Regions from separate parts of the Homo sapiens genome. Here regions 2 and 3 are each linked to region 1. The links are chromatin loops, found by intact Hi-C in ENCODE. Cell type or tissue: heart right ventricle. All regions are shown on one strand. Region 1 has its middle 77 kb from the start of HSD17B6. Region 2 overlaps LOC124902945 (a long non-coding RNA gene). Region 3 overlaps ZBTB39 (zinc finger and BTB domain containing 39).

Evidence for each region. Peaks named below come from ENCODE experiments on the same cell type or tissue, not always from the same donor. Only the 100,000 strongest peaks of a DNase experiment are listed, where the experiment ranks them.
Region 2: it touches region 1 in a loop (2.4-fold over the local background); 34 of 110 quality-filtered maps call a loop at or near these places.
Region 3: it touches region 1 in a loop (4-fold over the local background); 13 of 110 quality-filtered maps call a loop at or near these places.

What each region holds. Positions count from the first base shown.
Region 1 is chr12:56,837,431-56,842,430 of GRCh38, reverse strand. No RefSeq gene overlaps it. Among named protein-coding and RNA genes, the nearest start is that of HSD17B6, 77 kb to the right of the region's middle. In heart right ventricle, a CTCF peak has its summit at 2,351 (motif pointing left); a DNase peak (open chromatin) is centred at 2,360; H3K27ac peaks cover 1,539 bases.
Region 2 is chr12:56,985,835-56,990,834 of GRCh38, reverse strand. All of the region lies in intron 2 of LOC124902945 (a long non-coding RNA gene), which reads left to right. It also overlaps the pseudogene LOC390332. Among named protein-coding and RNA genes, the nearest start is that of ACKR5, 6.2 kb to the left of the region's middle. In heart right ventricle, a CTCF peak has its summit at 3,124 (motif pointing right); a DNase peak (open chromatin) is centred at 3,114; H3K4me3 peaks cover 375 bases; H3K27ac peaks cover 2,539 bases.
Region 3 is chr12:56,998,852-57,003,851 of GRCh38, reverse strand. ZBTB39 (zinc finger and BTB domain containing 39) reads left to right here. Exons shown (of 2, transcript NM_014830.3): 2 at 1-5,000. The coding sequence ends at 1,073. It also overlaps a transcript of ACKR5 not described here. Among named protein-coding and RNA genes, the nearest start is that of ZBTB39, 5.2 kb to the left of the region's middle. In heart right ventricle, CTCF peaks have their summits at 2,044 and 2,244 (motif pointing right); a DNase peak (open chromatin) is centred at 2,231.

The DNA of each region.
Region 1 (5,000 bases):
AAGTGGACAAAGGACATGAAAAGACACTTTTCAAAAGAAGACATAACATGTGGCCAAAAAGCATATGGAAAAAAAAGCTCGACATCACTGATCATTAGAGAAATGCAAATCAAAACCACAATGAGATACCATTTCACACCAGTCTGAATGGCTGGTATTAAAAAGTCGAAAAATAACAGATGCTGGGAAGGTTGTAGAGAAAAACACCTATACACTGTTGGGAGTGTAAATTAGTTCAACCGTTACAGAAAACAGTGTGGCAATTCCTTAAAGACCTAAAGACAGAACTACCATTCAACCCAGAAATCCCATTACTGGGTATATACCCAAAGGAATGTAAGTTACTCTATCATAAAGACACATACATGCATATGTTCATTCCAGCACTATTCACAATAGCAAAGAGATGGAATCAACCTAAATGCCCATCAATGATAGACTGGATAAAGAATGTGGTACATAAACACAATGGAATACTATGTAGCCATTCAAAAGAATGAAATCACGTCCTTTGCAGGGACATGGATGGAATTGGAGGTCATTATCCTTAGCAGACTAATGCAGGAACAGAAAACCAAATACTACATGTTCTCATTTATAAGTGGAAGCTAAATGATGAGAACACATGGATATATAGAGGGGAACAATGAACACTGGGGTCTATCAGAGGGTTGAGGGTGGGGATAGGGAGAGGATCAAGAAAAATAACTAATGGGTACTAGCCTTAATACCTGGGTGATGAAATAATCTACACAACAAACCCCATGATACACGTTTACCTATGTAACAATCCTTCACGTGTACCCCGATCTTAAAATAAATGTTAAAAAAAGAAACCTTTCTTCTTTTCTAATATAGGCATTTAGTGTTATAAATTTCTCTCTAAGCACAGCTTAGCCCCACTCCACAAACTTTAATGTACCACATTTTCATTTTCACTCAGTTGAAATATATTCTAATTTTTCTTTGTATTTCTTTTTTAATCCATGCATGTATCATTTAGCCAAATATTTTGTAATTTTCCAACTACTGGGAGATTTTTTGGATACTTTTCTGTTATTTATTCCTAATTTAATTCCATTGTGGTCAGAGAACATACTTTTTAAGGTTTAGAAGATTTTCTTTCTTTCCCAAGGTGAAGGAGAGACCCCTGCCATGGGACTCTCCCTGATAGCCCTCGTGGGCCTGTACTACCTTCTGCGCTGGTAGTGGGAGAGACAGGTGGTGAGCCTCCCTTGAGATAACTGCTTCATCATGGGCTGTGACTCGGGCTTCGGGAATCTGCTGGCAAGACAGCTGGATACGCAAAGCTTGAGGGTGCTGGCTATGTGTCTGATGGAGAAGGAGGCAGAGCAGCTGAGGGGCCAGACTTCAGACAGGCTGGAGACGGTGACCCTGGACATCACCAAGACAGAGAATATCGCTGCAGCCACCCAGGGAGTGAAGGATGCATGGGGGACAGAGTACAGTGCAGGGGATGGATGGCGGGGGCAGTGGGGGAGTCTGTCCTTCAGACAAATTGCTTTGTCCTCAATGTCTCTGGTTAGCCAGATAATGTTCCAGGTACAAAATATTAGGGGTTAGCTTAGGCATATACTGGGGATGTGTTTTCATTGCTGACAGATACATTATGAATGATGACTGTTCTTAGGACTGACAAATACAAGCATTTTTATGAGAACAGTGAATGAATGCTTGGAATCAAGATTGCTCTGAAATATTCAGGTTGTGTGGTACGTGTATATATCTGGGTAGAAGGAGGGAATGAATGAAAGATAGGGAGGTATAGATAATAAAGGTATAGAAACTGGTATAGAAAGCAAACTGCAAGAACAGTGGCCCTCAAAAATCCAGGGCATGAAAATGCTAACTTAGTAAATAAGAGGTGCTTATTCTTTTTCACTCTTATTTGGAGAAACTTACTTCACAAAAGGATTCTTAGCTGCATCCTTTAAAGCAGGAGGTAATTACACTGTCTACATTTTATTTTGCCTTACTGAGGGTGGATCACTTGTGTAAATCAGTGTTTTCCAAGCTTACTTAATCATAAGATGAGAAAGACCTGATTAATCGAGGGGGATTCTTAATAAGTTTTATTATTCAAAAAGTACCCCTAGCTGAGTCTTAGTATGAGGCAATCAAATCACATCTATATTCTGATCACTAAGGCATGGTCTGTGTTTTTCTAGGTGTTGTTTTCCTACCATCAGTTGTAAGCTAGAGTTTTTGAAGCAGCCCAGGGAATTGGCAGAAACTTTGTGAGCCTAACCAAAGACTGTAAGACAAGAGCCAAATTTCAATGATTGCTGGAGAAACTCCAAAGCAGGCCATTTGGGGCCCTCTGGTGGCTGGGGGGTACACCGAGCAGGACAGCAGGACCAGCTGCAGCTGAGTTCCAACATGCCATTTTACACATTCCCTTGACTTATCATGGCAGATCTTGACTCTCATCCTTGCATCAATGTGGCACAGGCCTCAGGGCCAGCTGGCATCCTACACAAGTCCTCTGAGGGGTGAGGGACAGAAAACCCCACAGGGAGAGGCTGAAGCCAAAAGGTCTCCTAATCAGCCTGAGGCACCAGGAATAAACTTAAGGTCCAACAAAGTCAGGTCTTTTGTCCTATTGCCATGAGGAAGACTGCATACCAGGGGACTCATGGGTTGTCTGATCAAAGGAAAAGAGAATTATTATAGGATATGGAGATGAAGCAATTTCTTGATAGACTCCAAGCAAAGCAGGGCTCTGTGAAAAGAGATCAACTCCAGGTCTGGATTACAAAATGGTCCCAAGGTCTTGTTTCATTAGAAAGCACAGTTTAGATGTGAAATGTTTCCAGCAACCCCTATCTAAAGTTCTGCACCTGGGTTATATAATGAGGCTGCTTCTGTGTCAAAGTGACTCAGGCAAGGGTGGGATATTCATTTTTATGATATAATTTTTTTAGACATGAGGTTTTGCTTTATTCCCCAAACTGGTCTCAAACTTCTTGCCTCAAGCCATCCTCCCACCTTGGCCTCCCAAAGTGCTGGGATTATAGATGTGAGTCACCATACCTGGCCTCTTACAATAGAATTTTAAACACTGAAGTGTTTGATAGTCTTTGCTTTTACAGAACAAGATTTCTCAGTGAGTAAAAAGTCTATAGTCACTCAAAGAAAGAGGTCGTTAAGACACTTTACAGTTGCAGCATGTCCTTCAAAAAACCCTTTGGCCAGCCAGAAAGATACTTTCTCTGTTCAAATTAATATTTACTTTCTCAAGGATCAGGGCAGGGCATTGAGAGGGGTGAGTGCAGGAGAGGGAGGTTGGTGAGCAGCACAAGGACTTGCCTTCTTTAGAATTCAATCTGTAGTTATCTTGCATTTCCCTCCTGCACATATCCCTTCTGCTCCAAATTTTGAAAGGAAATAGGGAATTAATATTCTCTCCCTGACCCTGGAGTCCTCCCGTCCCCGGGGCCTTGGGTCCAGGCATGACCAAAGGAAGTGAATATTTTAGCCCTGGGACTATTTCTGTTTGAGGAAAGTAAAATGTCTTCCTTTTGAGATTTGAGCAAGCAAAGCCTTCTTACAGCTCTTGACAGCAGCATAGATTTGTGGTTAAAACTCACAAGGAAACCGCTTAATCTGTTTTTCTTAGGTTTCTGATTTACTTGGCAACAAACTAAGGCCAAAAAAAGGCCGGGAAAATGGAATCCCTTCTGTCTTTGCTCCCGCCTGGCTAGCTTTCTACCCACGTGGATTACCCCCCTGGCATGCTCAAACAGCTGAAGATTCTAATGCCTCATAAATAAAACTGTGTGATAGTTTTTAATAAACAAAAACAAAATCTTTTTAAAATGTGGCTATCACTAGTTCACTGAAAATTACTTGGCTACCATTAATTTGTTTTAACATAATTACTTATCACTTTTCATCTTGCAGGATCAGGAATTTGTTTCAGGTAATGATAACTAATCTATAATTTATTTTTAAATGCCATAATGTTTAGGAACAAATTTAATCAACTAATGAGGTTGATATATTCTAATTACACTCAAATCAGTGTTTTTTATTTTGCTATTGTCCTTATAATCTGGAGAAAATAATGTTTGAGAACCAAAAGAAATTTTGTGGATCCTTGAAAATTTCCTAGACACAGAGCCTACAGTAAAGTGGCCATGCTAGAAATGCTTCTTTATTTCTCTCCTCTTCCTCTCCCTTTTATAGGAATAAAACTCAGACGAAAAAGGACCTCTGCTATCTCAGATATAAATCTGACTAACTGACTAAAGATTGAAGAGTTTCACAAAGTCATAACCCTCCTTGTTTTCAGAAATAATCCCATTACACCTTGAGGACCTAAATCCCAACTTGCTGGTACTGGCAGCTTCCTAGGTTCACCTTGCCCAACTTTTTCCTCCTCTCTGAACCTAACCCTCTTTTTAAAGGCAATTCCCTCCTTGAACACCTCCATGATGATTCTGTTACAGTAGGTAGCTAGTCAGAGGTGAGCAGGGCAGGAGAGGGCCACTCTCAGCCCCCACCACCAGGAATGTCAGGCAATAATCAGGTGATGGTCAGGCAGTTGTTGCATTGTCTCTAAAAAATAATTGGTCACAGCCAGCACCAGCGAAAGCAACCTCCCAATAGATAGAAACACCCAAACCTAGTAATTAGCAGCTTCCCAATAAGATCTCAGGATTAGGCAAGTAGGCTCAAGAATGCACCCTAAGAGGCAAAATGGCAGACAACCTTCCTCTAGGAACACTGGACTGGTAAGGGAAAAACACCTCATATGAGCGTGCCTACAACTCCAGCAAACACGCTGCACATGTGGCCTCTCCCAAGTGCTAGCAGTCCACTGTGTATGCAGAGAGCCCATCCCAAGGGAAGAATCAGGAGAGAAGGACAGCAAGATCCCAGAGGTATGCCAACATATAAAACCCCAGTCAAACCATGTGCTTGATCTCTCAGGTCGATGATTGGCCCTCTTCCAAGCGTACTTTACTTCCTTTCAT
Region 2 (5,000 bases), 150 kb before region 1:
TCTTGGGCAGGTCACTTAACCTTTCTGAATCTCAGTTTCTTTTCTTTTGTTTTTTGTTTTTAAATATTTATTTGTACAGATTGATGTGGTACATGTGCAGTTTTGTTACATGAATAGGTTGCATGTTGGTCAAGCCAGGGCTTTTAGGGTATCCACCACAAGCATAACATGCATTGTACCCATTGACTAATTTCTCATCATCCACTCCTCTCCCATTCCCTCTTCCTTCCAAGTTTTCACTGTTTACCATTTCACTCTCCACATCCATGTGTACACATCTTTTAGCACTCACATTATGAGTGAGAACATGCAATATTTGATTTTCTGTGCCTCGATTGTTTTACTTAAAATAATGATCTCCAGTTCCATCCACATTGCTGCAAAAGACATAATTTCATTCCTTTTTATGGCCAAATAGTATTCCATTGTGTATATATACCACATTTTCTTTATCCTTTTATTCGTTGATGGACACTTAGGTTGATTCCATGTCTTTGCTATTGTGAATAGGGCTGTGATAAACATACTAGTGCAGGTGTCTTTTTAATGTACTGATTTCTTCCCCTTTGAGTAAATACCCAGTAGTGGGATTGCTGGGTCGAATGGCAGTTCTACTTTTAGTTTTTTGAAAAATCTGCATACTGTTTTCCATAGAAGTTGTACTAGTTCACATTCCCACCAGCAATGTCTAAGAGTTCTCTGTGCTCCACATTCTTGCCAACATCTGTTTTTTTTTTTATCTTTTTAATAATAGCCATTCTGACTGGGGTACGATGATATCGCGTCATGGTTTTTATTTGCATTCCTCTGATGATTAGTGATGTTGAGCATTTTTTCATATATCTGTTGGCCATTTGAAAAATGTCTTTTGAAAAATGTCTTCTTTTGAAAAATGTCTATTCATGTCATTTGCCCACATTTTAGTGGGATTATTTGTGGGGTTTTTTTTTTTCTTGCTCGAGTTCTTTGTATATTTTGGATATCTCCCCTGTCAGATGAATAGTTTACAAATATTTTCTCCAGTTCTGCGGGTTGTTCATTCTGTTGCTTATTTCTTTTGTTGTGCAGAGCTTTTTAGTTTAGTTAAGTCCCAGTTGTTTATTTTTGTTTTTGTTGCCTGTGCTTCTGAGATCTTAGTCATAAATTCTTTGCCTAGTCCAATGTCCAGGAGACTTTTCCTTATACTAGATAGTAGATTTTTCCTGCAATACTAGATTTTCTTCTAATAATTTAATAATAGTTTTGGGTCTTATATGTAAGTCTTTAATCCATCTTGAGTTGATTTTTGTGTCTGGTGAGAGATAGGAGTTTAATGTCAGTTTCTTAATATGTAAAGTGAGGATAATGATGCTTCCCTTACAGGTTATTATATGGGATACATGAGATAATATATACAAGCATGCTCCTTTTCCACTTCATGGGGATAAGGAAAAAGGAATCCCATCTTGTGGAATTGACACTGAGAGACCTCTCTAGTCCTATTACCACCAGCCATTTTTTTCCTCTCTGAATTAGATCAACATGAGCCTCCTCTTTTATTTGGCTGTCTTGGGTTGTGTTTTTTACATAGAAGGGTGGGAACATTCCCAAATGTCACTATGAATTACCACAGAGAAATGTAGTAATAGTAACAGCTGATGTTTATTGAATACGCACCATTGGCTAGACACAGTTGTAAGGGGCTTTATCCATATCACCTCATTTAATCCTCATAACAACTTCATGGAGTGGGTACTACCATCGACAAGGAAACTGAAGCACAGAAACTTTAAATAACTTGCCCCAGTCACACAGCTAGTAGGTCAATAAGCCCATATTACAAGGATTCTTGAGCTGGATTCCATGCAGCTAATGGTTTTAGGTGTGAACTGTATGAAAAGTATAAGCAAGTTTTTGATTGTTGTGTTATGTGGGGGGCTTATAACCTTCCTTAGATTCTCGAAGGGGCCCATGATGTCCAAAAGCTTTAAAAAAAAATGACCCTTGGAGAGCTTCTGCTAGACTGGGGTCAGGATAAAAACAGCAATGTTGGGTATCCACTTGTGTGGAGCTGACTCAGCCCTGGGAATTCTAGGAAATTTCTTGCATGAGGAAGGAGGTGTCTCCTTCATGAAGGCTGAGGGATTTGTAGGATGATCTCGGAGGGATTTGAAAAGGGGAAAGTGAATGTCTTTGCTTCCCATTCCCTATCTTTCACTAGATGAAGGACAACTGTTTCCTCTGTGATTTCCCAAGTGTGAGAAGGGAGGGTGTGACATCAGTCTAAGGAAGAGGAAGCTTGAAAAGACTGATAAGAGACTGGAAGGGCCCCAGGTACTATTAATATCCCTCTGCCGCCTACAGCACTAGCAGCCTCCCCGCATGCCGCCACCCTTCCCCCTTCCTTTGGTCTCCTATCTCTCCCAGCTTCTGTTTCTCCCTCACTCTCCCATCTCCTGATCTGCACCCCTCCCCCAGCCTCTCTGTAGATGTGGTAAGTCTCTTGTTGGTTCCAGATTTCTTCCGTTTCTGTTAACTTTTGTTGAGCACCTAATGTATGCTGGTCAGAAATTCTCCAGTGCTTCCCAAGACCCCATCTTTCTAAGTTTTCACCATTTTAATAAAGGCATATGGATTCTTAGACTCCCTGAAATTGGAGATGGGAGGACTTGACAAAGTCATCTTGATTCTCCTCCCTCGTTATAAAGATGAGAAAAATGGAGGCTTTAGGAAATCTCATATTGTCGCATGATGTAAGAAATAGTGATGAAAATGGAAAGCGAAGCCAGATGTTGCAGTGTCAGCTACCTCAACATTCCTTCATCTCTGCTAGAAGCTAGCACTGCCGGGGCTGGAAATACAAAAATGACTGGACTCAGTCTCGGAGCCCTCAAGGGGCTCCGAGTCTGTCAAACCTCTAGTATGCAGCACACTCAAGGCACCATCCATGTTGCTTAATTAACAGTAGTCCAGTCTCTTACCAGCCAGCAGTCTTGCTGTTTCCCTCCTTCTTGGAGGATCCGTGCAGGGAGATATGGGGGCTCCCCGATGCTGGAGAGAGTGGCCATTGGGATGAGCTGAAGAGCCTTGGCTGATCCCAGGCCGATGCCCACGTCGTGACTGCAGGGCTAGAGAAGAACCACCAGGGGGCGCGCGGCTCTTTGCTAGCCTCTGGTTTCTGCAGGAAACCTCTCCTTCCCCCTCCCAGTCCATCTCCACTTCTTCCTTCAATTAGGGGACAGAAATTGGGCAAACATGGACAGTGGGAGAGAGGCCCAGTGCAAATAAACCCTGGATTATTCTGTCCCACACCTACTCCCCCAGCTCCCTGCCCCTCTACATCCTGCCCACCAGTTATGAAATAGTTTCCTCGACCTCACACCGAGGGACCCTCCATGGACAGCAGAGGTCCAGTCTGTACCCCTTTCTGTAGTCTCCTGAGAAGGAGATCCCTCCTGTCCATCAACACCCTGATACAAACTGAAGTAATACCTTTACAGTTACTAGGGTTCATATCCTTCCCTGCTTGGGCAAGGTTTTGGACCACCATCCTCATTGTCCTTGTTCAAATGAGCAATGTTTTTAGCCTCTCAGTGTCTGAGGGGTCCAGATCCTGGATGTGGGCCCTGACAGGGGAGGGCAGAGGGCAGTGGAGCCAGCACCCAGGGCATATCAGGAGGTGAGCAGGTGAGCCCTGTGACACCTGCATAAGTCATTCCATTCCCCTTCCCAGCAGCCCTGGGTACTTCCTTCCTGTGGGTTCCAAGGCTCCATTCCCTTCTTTCCCCTTTCTTTACCTGTGAGGTTGGACTCTCCCTGTGGGTGTTCCACATCTTTCTGCCCCAGAAAACTACTGTAGCAGGAGGGGACTTGCTCTTGTTCACTTTTTTGCCTTCTCCTTCTCATCCTAGAGAGCCTGATCGTGCCCTACTTTTCTGGGGAGTGATTGATTCTGGATGCTGGGTGGGATGAGGAAACTCAGGCTCAGAGCAGGATTTCCACTGAATGTGCCTGGAAACCATGTGTAGCTTCCCAGTAAAGTCTGTTTTCTGGGAGACCATGGTCCAGGAGTGTTGGTATACAATGTGTGTTAGGCCGTTCTTGTGTTGCTATAATAAATACCTGAGACTGGGTAATTTATAAAGAAAACAGGTTTAATTGGCTCATGGTTCTGCAGGCTGTACAAGCATGCATCTGCTTGGCTCCTGGTGAGGCATCAGGAAGCTTATAATCACTGCAGAAGTCAAAGGGGGAGCTGATTTGTCACATGGCAAGTGGGAGCAAGAAAGAGAGAGCTGGGGAGGTGCCACACTTTTAAACAACCAGATCCCATCACAACTCATTCCAGTGTCTCCAGGACAGCACCAAGCCATGAGGGATCCACTACCATGACCCAACACCTCCCACCAGCTCCTGCCTCCAATATTGGGGAACGCATTTCAACATGCAATTTTGGTGGCACAAATATCCAAACCATATCACAAGATATGTAGAGACAAGTTCTGACCCTTGTTTGTAGATCAGAGTGGTGTGTTTCATGGTGTGTGTGTGTGGGCCCCTGTGTGGACACCTGAGTAGGCACAGCAAGGCAGAGAGGCATTGGTGGACTAGGGAAGCATTGCTGAGTAGTGATAACTACTCACTGGGCAGAGCTTGGGGTTTGCAGTTGCATGCATGAACACCTGCAAAGGCAGTTGAAAGAGCAGAGAGATGAAGCCAGGATAAAAAATGGTGCAGAAAGACAGTGATCAGAGAGGAAAGTGAGGACTTTCTGCCAAAATGCCTGAGGGCTTCCCTGCCTACCTCAGCCCTCTGTGTTCTTAAGTCCTCCTGTCTGAACAGAGGCCAGACTCTCACTTCACCCCAGCCCGTCTGGGTCTGTCCTCTGCAAAGCCATGTGGCTCTACCTGGCGGTCCTCCTGGGCCTATACTACCTTCTGCACTGGTACTGGGAGAGGCAGGTGGTGAGTCACCTGAGAGACAAGTACGTGTTCATCATGAGCTGTGACTCACGCTTCAGG
Region 3 (5,000 bases), 160 kb before region 1:
TTCAACTGATCCGGCAGCATGCTCGGGACCATGTGGACCTGCTGACGGGCAACTGCAAGGTCTGCGAGACCCACTTCCAGGACCGAAACTCCCGGGTAACTCATGTCCTGTCCCACATTGGTATTTTCCTTTTCTCCTGCGACATGTGTGAAACTAAGTTCTTTACCCAGTGGCAGCTGACCCTTCACCGACGGGATGGAATATTTGAGAACAACATCATTGTCCACCCCAACGATCCCCTGCCAGGGAAGCTGGGTCTCTTTTCAGGGGCAGCCTCCCCAGAGCTGAAATGCGCTGCCTGTGGGAAAGTATTGGCCAAAGATTTCCATGTGGTCCGGGGCCACATCCTTGACCATCTAAACTTGAAGGGCCAGGCCTGCAGTGTCTGCGACCAGCGTCACCTTAACCTCTGCAGCCTCATGTGGCACACGCTGTCCCATCTCGGCATCTCAGTCTTCTCCTGTTCTGTCTGTGCGAACAGCTTTGTGGACTGGCATCTTCTAGAGAAGCACATGGCTGTGCACCAAAGTCTGGAAGACGCCCTCTTCCACTGCCGCTTGTGCAGCCAGAGCTTCAAGTCAGAGGCTGCCTATCGCTACCACGTCAGCCAGCACAAATGCAACAGTGGCCTTGATGCACGGCCTGGTTTTGGGCTGCAGCACCCAGCTCTCCAGAAGCGGAAGCTGCCAGCAGAGGAGTTTCTGGGTGAAGAGCTGGCGCTGCAGGGCCAACCTGGGAACAGCAAGTATAGCTGCAAGGTCTGTGGCAAAAGATTTGCCCACACAAGCGAATTCAACTACCACCGGCGGATCCACACGGGGGAGAAGCCATACCAATGTAAGGTGTGCCACAAGTTCTTTCGAGGCCGCTCGACCATCAAGTGCCACCTAAAGACACACTCGGGGGCCCTCATGTACCGCTGCACAGTCTGTGGGCACTACAGTTCCACCCTTAACCTCATGAGCAAACATGTTGGTGTGCACAAAGGCAGCCTCCCCCCTGACTTCACCATCGAGCAGACCTTCATGTACATCATCCATTCCAAAGAGGCGGATAAGAACCCGGACAGTTGACTGGGTCCCGGCAGAGCCACGGGGAGCTCCCAAGCAGCAGCCAGGATGCTGATATCTAAGAGGTGTTGGTCCCTCCCCAGCTGAAGTTATAATTTTGCCTTGGTAGGAATTCTGTTCTGTGTTGTGTTTAAAGAAGAAAAGAAGAAGAAATAGCACATAAGCTGTTACTGTTGTTGAGAAGCAACAGCCCTATCACATTTACCTCCATACCTGTTCTTGCCCATGCAGGGCTATGTTTTTCATTCTTTTGAGGCTGGTTTTGGGATCTAGTCAAGCAGTTGGTGTCCACTAGACCCCCTTCCCCAGCCTCTCTAGTTTTAGTTTACTGATAGGTTTTATGCTGCTAAGAATCCAACCAACAGCCTCACTTAACAGAGGAGGTAAAGGGAGGTTTTCACTGTGGGTGTTACTGCAGGCCTCCAACTGGGATGACCAGCAATGAGAAAGATTTTGGGAATGTGATCATTCAGAAAAGACAGGTCAGCAGGGCAGTCCCCTCAGGTTCCAGCCCTCAGCAGGGACAAGACATCAGGGATGTTGGTGTCTGCTTATCTACAGCCCTAATCTGCTGATTGAACAGTGAAAATCTTTTGGCAGCTAGATCCATACTAGGCACAGAGCTTTCTATTTAGGTCAGAAAGCTTTGGGATGAACCCCTGCCAGCCAGAAGGGGTGTCCTGCAGTGCCACCAGAAGTGGCAGCCTGGATGGACAGGAGAGGTTTCTCTTTTCTCCTCATTTCCAAAGAAACAGGATTTTATGGAGTGATGGCCCGGGACGTCCGGCCTTCTGTGGGGCAGAGAGGATAGGGAACCACTTTGATATAGTCATCTGTTTTGGCCACTTCTGTTGGCCATGAGTGTCTTGGTGGAGAGGTGGGGATGTATCTGACAGCAGCAGCCTTGCCTTAATTTATATCTGGTCTCCCGTCCAGAAGTGTTTGGCCCGTGGTGTAGATGAGCTGACTCCATGAAGTGGTGGAGTGGCAGACCGCGAGCCCTTCAGGATTAAAGGGACCTGAGTAACTGGTGGTGTGTAGCAGGGTGTGCGTTCTGACTGTCTGTCCTAGTCGGGTAACCTGTTTACTTTGTGCTAACAGTGCCGGAGCTTTGTCAGCTCACCTTTGACCTGCTGGAATTTATCCTGATCTGTCGTTGCCATCACCTCCAGGGGGCGCTATTGGATGGCAGCTGGTTCAGGCCCTCCGTGGGTGGCTGCAGAGTGTGCCGGCACAGCCCACGCAGCTGGTTAGCTCCACTCTTACTTGGTTTTCTAAGGGGCTTTGCCCAAAGAAGTCTTGAGGGATAGGGCCCTCGATCTTGCATACTTGTGAGGTGCCACCTCAGTAGCTCATACTACCTCACCCTGCTCAGGTGAGCTCTGGGAGTCCCTGGCCTCAGCCCTGGCACTGCCCCTGGTGGGATTCAGCAACACCCCGGGCTGTTTCACAAGCAAGTGGTTTTCATTAACTCACAAAGCCTTTTTGGACATTAATATTTATTTATTTTTGTTTTTGTATACACATTACCCAGCATCTCTTTTGTATAAGAGACTTTAGGAAAATGAGTTTCTCCCCAGCAAGTAGCCATATTCCAGAGAACAGCCTTGACCAGAGATGTGGAGAACCAGGGGTATAACTAAGGGAAGACATGTCAAGCCCTTAAGCAAATTCTTCTTCTCCAGATTGTCTCTAGCATAATAAACCCAGGGAACACTTTAGGCCATGGGTGTATGTTCTATAAAGTTCGGGACAGTTAAATTCCAGGCCTTTCATCCCCCTTCCTTCCTGTGATGGAGTAGATTGGGGACAGGGTTGAGGGGAACAAGTGACATGAATGACCTATTTGCACAGTTTGGAAGCCTCCTGTCTTTATTTATATTGAGATGTCAGACAAACCAAAGCTCCATCCTTGTTGGACCTGCTGCTTCTCCCCAGCCCTGAACTGATAAAGCCTCAGAGTTGGAGTGCCTGGCTCTCTGGTGGGGTGACCATTAGATGAAGGGACTTGTACAGTGGCCAGTTTAAAGGTCCACCTTTGACCATCTAAACCCACCTTGTTCAGTGTCCTCTGAGGACATCCTCATCAGGAAAGCAGTGTTGAGACTCTTCATTGCTGACTGGCTTCTCCCTTTCTTACTCACACTGACCATTAGAATTTAAGAAGGAAATGTGTAACAGACTACAGTCAAGTGTCTGCTACATTTTCAAGCATGAGCAATCCCTCCCAGACTGTTGGTGAGGACTGATTTTTGAAATGCTGGTGTGAGAGAGGTGGTAATTACAGGAACCAGCCGAGTGGCTGAGAGCAGATAAATGTGCTGGAGAAACCTTTTTCCTTAACAGAGGGCATCATGGATGCTGGGTGGTCTGTGTACTTAACCTGAAACTGTGAAGTTTTCCCTTTTTGCCAGTAAACCAAAAAGCAGATCCTTGAAACTTGGCCCTTGAAACACGAAACAGAAAACTGCATCCCCTGATCCCCCGGGGGCTGATCAGATTGATCAGGGTGGCTCAGTTGGTCCCAGTCAGATACGTCATAGGATCAGTAGCTCATGAGATTTGTTGACCAAACCCTCTCCCTGTTGGTGACCCCTGTATTCACACCTGAACTTCCCGTTTCCCCCCACCCCACCAAAGTCATGTCTGCTTCCTCTGCCTCCAGCTCACCCTCTTCTGAATGGTTTTGCTTGAAACACTATATTGTGGCAGAGGGCACCCTGGGATACCTGGTAGAAGGTATTCATTTTATTTTGCATTTTTAATTGTTTTGACTTTCTGTTCATTTGATTTTGTTGCTCCCTCTCTCCTGGAACCTAGTTTACTACTCTCTTCTGTGTTACTCTGAAGTTCTGTTTAAGCCTTGAACATCCTCTTCTCCCATTTTCTTGGTATGTACTCAGGACCAGCTACATCATTTGTGGAGCCCTCTTATTCATAAATTATTAAAAATTTCAAGGTGGTGGTCATAGAGCATTAAACCAAATATGAGGCCATTCCCAACTTGTTTTCCGAGGGGAAAATGGTAATACTTGTGTGGCACCCGGGGTTAAACAGCAGAGGCTCCATGTGGCCAGAGGCAGAGATTAGTATCCTGGCACTCCAGTGACCCACTGGGTGACTCACTGATGCCACAGCACCCGCTAGGAAGCTCTGCTGAACCTTAGTATTTGGTCCTAAATTTTATGACTCCATGGAGTTCCCGTAGTCCATGGCTAGTTAGGAAGAAAGGAGGTGGGATAAGGGTCAGGCCCAGGTGACCCCTAAGAACCAGGAGATGGGTAAAAGTTTTTTTTTATATTCTGCTTTTCTGATCTGTGAGTACCTGTTTGTCTCCAGGCCAAACCTTTGGGCTTAAATATCTTTTTCCTAGACAGGTTTTTGCTAGTGTTGAATTTTCTTCTTCCTCTGGCCTCCTTCTGTGCCCCTTTCCCCAAGCCCAAGACTGCTTAACTTCCAAAGCAAATTCTAGATAGACACTGTATTTATTGGTATGGGAGTGGGCTCTATGGGGTGGTCTGCACCCATCTGGGACTCTTTTCCCTAAATCCTGCACCAAATGAGTCAGGAGGCAGGGTGCACAGCATTAGTTTCAATGTGGTTATGCATCATAAGCTTAACATCAGAATGAAAATGAAACTCGATTTTGATGTTTCTTTAAAACCCTTCCCCTGTCCAATCCACTCGCCGCCCCCACCTTGAATAGCTAAAGTCTCTTATGAAACAGAGAAGAGTTGTTGACGTCTAACTCCTTCCATTAAATTAATAAGTACTGACCTCCTAATATTTAAGTGTTTACTATCTATTGCTGTAAAGTTTTGTATATTTTGTAAACTTTTTTCCCCAAATAGTAGATGTCTAAAATCATTGTACATCTGATTCTTTTATATTCCATTGTTCAGCACAAAGTGTGGTTTTTATTTAGAATAA